2 separate regions of the Mus musculus genome follow, and region 2 is linked to region 1. Evidence: chromatin loops called from intact Hi-C (ENCODE). Cell type or tissue: heart. All regions are shown on one strand. Links, peaks and the distances in the headings refer to the core of each region. The heading gives the core; the rest is flanking DNA.

Region 1 (4,386 bases), core at 307-4,306:
ACAGGGTTTCTCTGTGTTGCCCTGGCTGTCCTGGAACTCACTCTGTAGACCAGGCTGGCCTCGAACTCAGAAATCCGGCTGCCTCTGCCTCCCGAGTGCTGGGACTAAAGGCGTGCGCCACCACACCCGGCAAGGCAATCATTTTTAAGATTAGTCATGTTCAAGAGCAAATGCCTGAACCAGTTAGACTCCTTTACTCCACAGTCCTTCAGCGTGTTCCTGTTGGGAGTATGTTCAGGAATCTCAAAGAAAGAGAACAGTACTCTGACTGAAGTGTCTATACCCCGCAGACTTTGGTCTTAAGAGGGTGTCCTCAGGAGAGCCAGCACACAGGGAGAGGCACACTTGGCTTCTCCTCTCCCTCTTCCTCCCCCCTCCATTTTTTTTTTTTAAATCTATGTAGTCTTGGCCATCCTGGGACTCTTTTTTTGTGTCTTGTTCCCTTTACCCACTAAGATAGCTAGGGTCTCACCTCCAGTCTTGTTTGATCTTAAAGTCTTGTTAATCTTAAAGGAAATACCAGCAAAGAAAATGAAGAGAAGGAGGAAGAGGTTGTCCATTTCAGTCTCTCCGTTTCCTTGATTGCAGCAGTGTCTTTGTGCTGAAAAGTTTTAATGGTTTTTTTTTTCAAATATTTGAATAAAAGTCTTTCTTACAGGTGGGGGTAGTGAAAATGTTTTAATTCCTTGTCCTAAACAGAAGTTTATAGTATCTGATAGAAAAGACTCATATTTAATATTTATAAAATCCCCTTTACTTGGTCCCTCATCCATCCCCAGGAGGAGGGAGTTGACAATTCTAGATCCTTCAAGGGACTTCCTCTGACCCCCTAACGGGACACTGCTATTTCTAAAGCTGATGCCCTCTGGGAGCTGGGATTGTTTCTTTGATTTCTGTGTCTTCAGAGTCACTACTGTAAGGACCATACCGAAGATAGTAAACACATTGATCTTACTTGATTTGATAAGAATGGGGCTCTGGAAACCTGCCAGACTGAAAATAAGGCCAAGTGGATTAAAAGACAAGACAGAAGCAAGAGTCAGAGTCAACAAGCAGCCAGATGAGGCCCGGGCTTGGCTGCTTTACAGACCACCGTTCCAGTGAGTCAGAGAGAGCGGCTGTGCGTACCACACCAGAGGGATTCTCATTCGGGTTTCTGAAGAATTTGAAAGACTTTATTTCTTATGAATTTGTTTTTAAATTTTAAATTACATTTATCAGAGAGAGAGGGGGGAGGAGGAGGGAGGGAGGAAGGAAGAGAAAGAGTGTTGTGGAGGTCAGAGGGCAACTTGCTAGAGTAAACTCTCCCAGCATGTGGGGAAATTCTGGGGGTCAAATTAGTGTCCTGTGTTTTAGCAACTGGTGCCTTTACCTGCTCAATTATCTTCCTGGCCAATAATCCCTTTGCCCCAGTCTCACAAGTGCTGATATTACCGGCATGCCTTCACCACGCCAAGCTTTTAATATTATTTTAGCGTGTGTTTGTCTGAGTGGGTGGGGTCACTCGCACCTCCCTCTTGTGAAGTTTGAAAGCATCGCAGTGCACACTTCTCCTGCACCGTGCCTGCAGATTTTAAAGAAAGGGTTCCCATCTGATCGGTGAGCGCTCCATTCATTTCATTTCTGAGTGCTGAAAGGAAAGCCCCTTTCTTTTTCTAATTTGGGTCTAGTGTTTACTGGCCTGCAAATTAGCTGAGAATACAGATGAGACAAACTAAACACAATTGTGCAAAAGAAGTTTTAAAGTCACAATTTAACAAGGGGAGGAGGCCGAAGAGCGTATAAGGTTTGTGTGTGGTGAGTGTGTTTCACTACGGAGTCTGGAAGGACAATCGGAGTTTTTTTTTAATGCTAATGTTTGGAGCAGCAGAATCTTCCGGAAAGCTCCCTGGGGACACGGATGGCTCTTTAATTTCATCAGCCTTTGCTTTCCTCAAAGGGAAATCTAGTTATTATTTCCTTCTGTCTCTACAGTAACTCTACGGTAAGGTAAGGGTTTACCTTAAAAATCATCTTCATGCCAAGGGGGGAGGGGTGGGGGAAATCTGAAGACATTCTAAGCAGTTGGTTTGAGGCACCAAAATTGGAGATTTTAAGTTAGCAAGGCCAGAAAGGATCAAAGAGTGGGTCTTCAAATAGCTCTGGAGAAGGCTACGTAAGAAACCAGGGAGAGTAACAATCACCGCCCTCTAAGAGGGGCTCGGCACTGGGTAGAAAGTGCGTAATCCTAGATCTGGTGCCGCGGAATCAGGCCCGGAAACAAACTCTCGAGAACCTCGGTCATCCGAGCTCCACCTGTTCCTTCAAGTTATTTCCCCAAGTGCGGAGTTCGGATAATATCCATGTCCTAAGGTGGTGGCGAGCATTGACGACACTCGGCGGAGAGTCCCGCTTACAGGAAGCGCTCACCAGGTCTGCTCTTTCCGGGGCTGGGTGGGGCTGATTTGAGGACGCCTCTAGTGGGCCCCCCAGGATGCGTCACTCTCCTCAGGCTCATCAAAACTCCACCCGAGCCTCACGAACGTCCTTACTTCCTCTCTTCCTGGTAGCAGCCTTGCAGTCCCGAGCTCGGGGGACCTCACGTCTAGCCTGGAACCGAGGGTACCGCGCCGCGGCGGACCTGCCCGCCTAACGTCGCTCGCTTCCCATTCGCTCTCCCGCGCGGCTGACTTTAAATCTGACCCCAGGACCTCGTCGTCGAGGTCGGGCCTCGCGACACCACCGCCGGAGTTGGAAAGCGAAACCGCTCTGCTCTGCGAGCGGCACCGCCCGCGTCCGCCCCTGGGACCGCGCGTAAGTTTCGATTCTCCGTGAAGCCGAGTCCCGCGCAGCGGCCGGAGCAGCGGCAGCCATAGCGCGCCATGACGGATCCCGAGGTATTCTGTTTCATCACCAAGATCCTGTGCGCTCACGGGGGCCGCATGACCCTGGAGGAACTGCTGGGTGAGATCAGCCTCCCCGAAGCGCAACTCTACGAGCTGCTGAAGGCAGCAGGGCCCGATCGCTTTGTGCTATTGGAGACTGGAGACCAGGCCGGGATCACTCGGTCGGTGGTGGCTACTACTCGAGCCCGCGTCTGCCGTCGCAAGTACTGCCAGAGACCCTGCGACAGCCTGCACCTTTGCAAGCTTAATCTGCTCGGCCGGTGCCACTATGCACAGTCCCAGCGGTGAGTGCAGCGGGAATGGGGAAGGTTCTCTAATTGCCTAGTCCGGCGCCGCGGGGCAGCTTCCTAGGGGAGGCGGGAACCGGGTGGATATGGCTCACTCGGCTGCAAACCCCTTCTCCCTCTATCCCTCCTAATCTCTAGACCAGTGGTTCTCAGCCTTCCTAATGCTGCGACCCTTTAATACAGTTCCTCAGGTTTGTGACCCTCAACCATAAAATTATTTTCGTTACTACTCCGTAACTGTAATTTTGCTACTGTTATGAAATGTAATGCAAGTATCTGTGTTTTCCAATGGTCATATTCGACTCCTGTGAAGTTAGACCCCCAGGTTGAAAAATCTGTAGCCAAAGCGCTATTGGAAAGGCGGACAAGGCTGCCTCTCTACCCTTCTCACCTCCCACCAGAATCCTAATTAAAGTACGTTTGCACCAACCAGAGTTTGTAGAAGTTGCAGGCACACCTTTTTCTCCTTGCTACTCTGGTACCTCGAATGTTGCGATCGCCCCAGAATCCTAGCGGTGCTGCCCAGTCTCCTGTGTCTCGGGTGCGCCAACTCCTGGATCGCTGTGACCCTTCACTCCTTGTCTCTCCACCTGGCCAGATAGATAACTAAAGGTATAGTGGCCTCTCAGCCTTCTTCCTAGTATGCGTGGTGGCCTGTACTACGACACCCCCCCCCCTTCTTGCAACCGACCCACTGTCTCAAATTGCATGAAATAATGTGGCTTAACTTCTCAGGCAGCTGCTTCTGGTCCTACTTGGTCTTCTTCTTCTTCTTCTTCTTCTTCTTCTTCTTCTTCTTCTTCTTCTTCTTCTTCTTCTTCTTCTTCATAAGCGTTTCCAAGGGTTGGCTCAAGTCCTTTTATTTTGCTGTCTTCCAAATTTCTCCAAGACAAGGATCACTTGCTGGGGTTCACCTGTCATAACTACCGAGATGATTTCCAAACACATAACCTGTGCAGGCCTGCGTCTTCATCCAGGGGTCTGAGGAACCAGTGTCTTGCTCACATAGGCCAAACTCCCTCCAAACAAGCTCTCCAACCTTATCCCCGGCTCCACGCCCCCAGTTTATATAATTTCTAATCCCTCTGCCCTTTCCTCTTCCAGGGCTCACATCTGAGTGTTGCAGAAGTAATGAATGGTTGGTTCTAGGCTATCGTGTTTCCGAGCTTTTGTCCTTGTGGTTGGTGGTGGTGGTACGAAAGATTGGGCTGAGG
Region 2 (4,386 bases), core at 102-4,101, 56 kb after region 1:
TGAGACTTTCCTTTGTCAATGAAATTAATTGAACTCTCTTTACCTTAGCCTCGGGTAGACTCTTCAGACAAGGGCAAAAAGCAGTTACATTCTTCACCAAAATATCTCAAGAATAGTTTCTATGCCACATACTGAAATTCTTCTCCACTGAAACCTCTTGGGCCAGGTCTGCACAGTTCAGATCATCCTCAGCACCAATGTCTTTTATGGTCCTACTAGGATGGCCCTTTAAGCCCCACTTAAAGCATACCATTGCTTCCCAAATCCAAAGTCCCAAAGTCCACATTTCTCCAAAGAAAAAACATGATCATGCCTATCAAAGCAATACCTCACTCCTGGTACCAACTTCTATTTTAGGGTTTCCATTGCTGTGAGGAGACACCGTGACCAAGGTAACTCTTATAAGGGACAACATTTAATTGGGGGATGGCTTACTAGTTCTGAGATTAGGTCCATTATCATCATGGCAGGAAACATGGCAGCATCCAGGCAGACATAACACTGGAGGAGCTGAGAGTTCTACATATTGTTCTGAAGGCAAACAGGAGAAAACTTGTTTCAGAGCCTACCCTCACAGTGACACACTTCCTCCAACAAGGCTACACCTACCCAACAAGCCGCATCTCCTAATAATGCCACTCCCTGGGCCAAGCAAATTCAAATTACCATACCCCTATATGATATCAGGCCTCTAGCATTTAAAAACTCTCTGAAAAGATGGCAGAATTTCAAATTTTTTCACGGTACTCATTCAGACTTTTAATCTGGAATGAATTACAATCCAGAATTCTGAAATTGAATATATTTCTAAGGGCAAGGTCTTTGGCTGAGTCGGGATCTCACCCATTTGGTTAGTCTAGCCAATTAGCTGCCCCTGTGGATCCTGCCACTGCCTACCAAGTGCTTGCATTACAAGTGGCCCCCACATCTTCCTGTATTTGTATAGGATCTGGGCATTCAAATTCCAGCCTCACACTTGTCTAGTAAGTGTTTTATCCACTGGGCTGTCTTCCCAGTCCATCTATTCTGTAACATACAGAATCAGTCTTATTAAACTTCTGGATACACTTGCTTACAACATCAGTGCCCTTGAAGTAAAATTCTTCCCTATCTCTATCTTGCTTGAACGTCTCTTCTCTCTGTGTGCATGTGGTTTTCATTCCTCTCTAACCCCTTTCTCAACTTGAATCTTTCTTTTTTCAGTTGTATCTTAGGTCGGCTTCTCTCAGAGGCAAACAGAGAAGGATTGTTTGAGAGCAGACCCTTTACAAGGTAATCCCAAGGAACCACTTCTCAGTTTACATTTTCGGCTGGGCTCCCTGGTAAGCAGATAAGGATTCCATGTAAACCGTTTCTTAGTAGGGAGGGAACACAGGGAAAGGCAGGTTCTACAGGAGCAACAGGGTTCTTTTCCATTAAGGAATCATAGCGACGAAACCATAGAATATCTCTCGACCACTCCGTAGAGGAATAATACGCTAGGAATTTGTCCATTGTTAGGAAGGAAAATCCTTTTAGGTTTAGTGGGTGTTTATGTATATTGTCACCAATTTGACAATAGGAAAAATGTTTATTTATAAGCTGACAGAGAAAAATCAACAATATCATGGCTCAATCCCATCTGAGGCATGGAGCTGATTGATCAGTATTATGGTGTGTGTTCAATAAACCATCCCTATCTGACTGAAATCGGGGTTTGTGTAAGCTCGTGGGGCGACTCATGGACCCCAACACTTAGGAAGTTTTTACCCACTGTGCTGGTTCCTTACTAGGTTTTTTGAGACAGGGTGTCATGTAGTCCAGGCTAGCCTCCAACTCCCCTTTGCAAAGGACGCTGGCCTTGATCTCGGCCTTTTCTTGCCCCCACCTCCCAGGTGCTAGCTAACATTCCAGGCGCGCGCCCCCAGGCTGGGAGAACCACTTCAGCAGTTTACATTCTTTGCAGCCCTCCCTGTTATCCGGTATCTGCCAGGAACCCAGGAGCCAGGAATGTTGCAGGGGCTCAGGCCCTGCCTTCTGAGGCCCGGCCCCCTACAGCTCGCAGGCTCCGGTCGGGGCCGCGGCGGGGAGGAGCCTGGAGGCCCCGGGCTGGCGGGGACGCGCTGGCGGGCCATGGCGGACCTCACTCTGTGCGCGTTCCTCACCAAGGTGCTGTGTGCTCACGGCGGCCGCATGTTCCTGCAGGACCTGCGCGGCCACGTGGAGCTGTCGGAGGCGAAGCTGCGGGCCGTGCTGCGGCGCGCGGGTCCAGAGCGCTTCCTGCTGCAGGAGGTGGAGCTGCGCGACGGCCCGTGGGACGCAGAGGCCGAGGTGGCGGCGGGCGAGGGCGCGGGCGCGGGCTCAGGCGGCGGCGCCACGGCCTGCAGGGTGATGGCCGTGTCCTCCGCGCGCCTCTGCGCCCGCTACCAGCGCGGGGAGTGTCAGGGCTGCGACCAGCTGCACTTGTGTCGCCGCCACATGCTGGGCAAGTGCCCCCACCGCGACTGCTGGTGAGGGGCGGAGTCCTCAGTGTCCAGCGGGGCAGTGGGTGCGGGCGGGCGGGATGCGCCTTCCGGATGCTTCTCGGCGAGCCTGGGTGGGATGGGACAAAGGCCTTCGCGCTGGCCGCCCTGTGCACCTAGTCGCCGAGAGAAATAATATGGAAGGTCTCTCCACTGAGGTTTATTATTCACCCCCCCCCCGCCCCCCAATTTGCTGTCCCTGTCCCAGGATGCTAGGATGTTCCACAACAGCAGCCCGGTTGAATCCGTGTTGCCACTTTTGAATTCACTTATGCCAAATGCCGCTTGAGGGACACCTGGGGGCTTTATGGCCCGCGGAACTTCTGTTCCCTTCTCTCCCTCCTTCCATAACCACAGCCCTTTCGCGCTTAAAAATCTGGTGTCCAATCGCAGGAAACTGGTGGCAGGATGGGGTGAGGGCATAGTGCTGCATAGCCCAAGCCCAGTGCTTTGCAGCAATCCGGGAAGCTTTCTAGTGCTTTCTTTGTAGTGTTGGTGGACAAAGAGAGGCCAGCAGCTGTTGTTGGCCTGAAGATTACGTTTTAGTCTTTACAAAAACAGATAAGTAATCTCAAAAAAGCCTGAGGGTAGGGTACTCACAGAACAGGGAAATGACCCCTGGAAGCTGAGTTGCCTCAATCCGAATTGTTTTATTAGTACTTGGGGAATTCACTTGTGAAGTGGAAATGCCCTAGGCAGAGTTAGACCCACCAGCCTCTTCCCTCTTCTTGACCCGGCCTCCTGACTGCTTTGAACTCTTCTAGGTCTACCTGTTCTCTGTCCCATGATATCCACACACCTATCAACGTCCAAGTCCTGAAAAGCCGGGGGCTTTTTGGCCTCAATGAAGGGCAGCTGCGAATCCTGCTTTTGCAGAACGACCCCTGCCTTTTCCCAGAGGTGAGTCCTTGAGAAGTCGCCATCCTACCATCAACTGTGGCAAGGCTTTCTCTCACTGATGTCTATCCCTCGATGTTTGTGTTCTTTTGTTGGGATAGGATCTTAAATAGCCCAGGATGTTAGTGAACTTGTCATTTAGCTGAGGCTAGCTTTCTGTTCTGCTAATCCACGCCCCTTCAAAGGCGAAGGTGATAGGGAGCCACCTCCCACCACCACTTTAGATGTTCATTTTAACTGCTTTTTTTTTTTTTTTTTTTTTAAAGAAACTCTTTTTTTTTTTTTTAGATTTATTTATTTATTATATGTAAGTACACTGTAGCTGTCTTCAGACACTCCAGAAGAGGGAGTCAGATCTCGTTACGGATGGTTGTGAGCCACCATGTGGTTGCTGGACCTTCGGAAGAGCGGTCGGGTGCTCTTACCCACTGAGCCAACTTACCAGCCCCCATTTTAACTGCTTTTAAGTACTATGATTTGGTTCCAGATACTTAAACACTACCCATTTTTATTTGCTGGAGTGGTAAAATTAACACATTTGTTTCTATTTCTGTGAATTTATTAACAAAAGAATCATCTCAAATTTATGAGACTACCCATAAAATAATTTTAAAAGATTTATTTATTTGGGGCTAGAAAGAAGGCTTAGAGGTTAAGAGCACTGGCTGCTTTTTCAGAGGTCCTGAGTTCAATTCCCAGCAACCACATGGTGGCTCACAATCATCTGTAATGGGATCTGATGCCCTCTTCTGGTGTGTCGGAAGAGAGCTACAGTGTACTTATATATAATAAATAAATCTTTAGAAAAGGCAATTCTTATCTTTTAGAAAAGATTTATTTATTATGTATACAATGTTCTCCCTGCATGTACACCTGCACACCAGGAGATGATACCAGATTTCATTGTAACTGGTTATGAACTACTGGGATTTGAACTCAGGACCTCTGGAAAAGCAGCCAGTGCTCTTAACCTCTGAGCCATCACTCC

What was found. A loop is a pair of places that touch in the nucleus more often than their neighbours do. Peaks named below come from ENCODE experiments on the same cell type or tissue, not always from the same donor. Only the 100,000 strongest peaks of a DNase experiment are listed, where the experiment ranks them.
Region 2: a loop joins it to region 1, with 2.4 times the contacts of the local background. A loop is called at or near these places in 1 of 42 quality-filtered maps.

Annotation. Positions count from the first base shown.
Region 1 is chr6:38,352,698-38,357,083 of GRCm38, reverse strand. Zc3hav1 (zinc finger CCCH type, antiviral 1) reads left to right here and starts at 2,481. Exons shown (of 13, transcript NM_001347122.1): 1 at 2,481-3,169. The coding sequence starts at 2,862. In heart, for the core only: no CTCF peak of the experiment used is centred there; DNase peaks (open chromatin) are centred at 1,483 and 2,593; H3K4me3 peaks cover 3,006 bases; H3K27ac peaks cover 1,934 bases; H3K27me3 peaks cover 1,556 bases.
Region 2 is chr6:38,296,967-38,301,352 of GRCm38, reverse strand. It overlaps Zc3hav1l (zinc finger CCCH-type, antiviral 1-like), which reads left to right and starts at 2,094. Exons shown (of 4, transcript NM_172467.3): 1 at 2,094-2,489; 2 at 3,266-3,401. The coding sequence starts at 2,113. In heart, for the core only: a CTCF peak has its summit at 2,059; a DNase peak (open chromatin) is centred at 2,062; H3K4me3 peaks cover 2,215 bases; H3K27ac peaks cover 2,627 bases.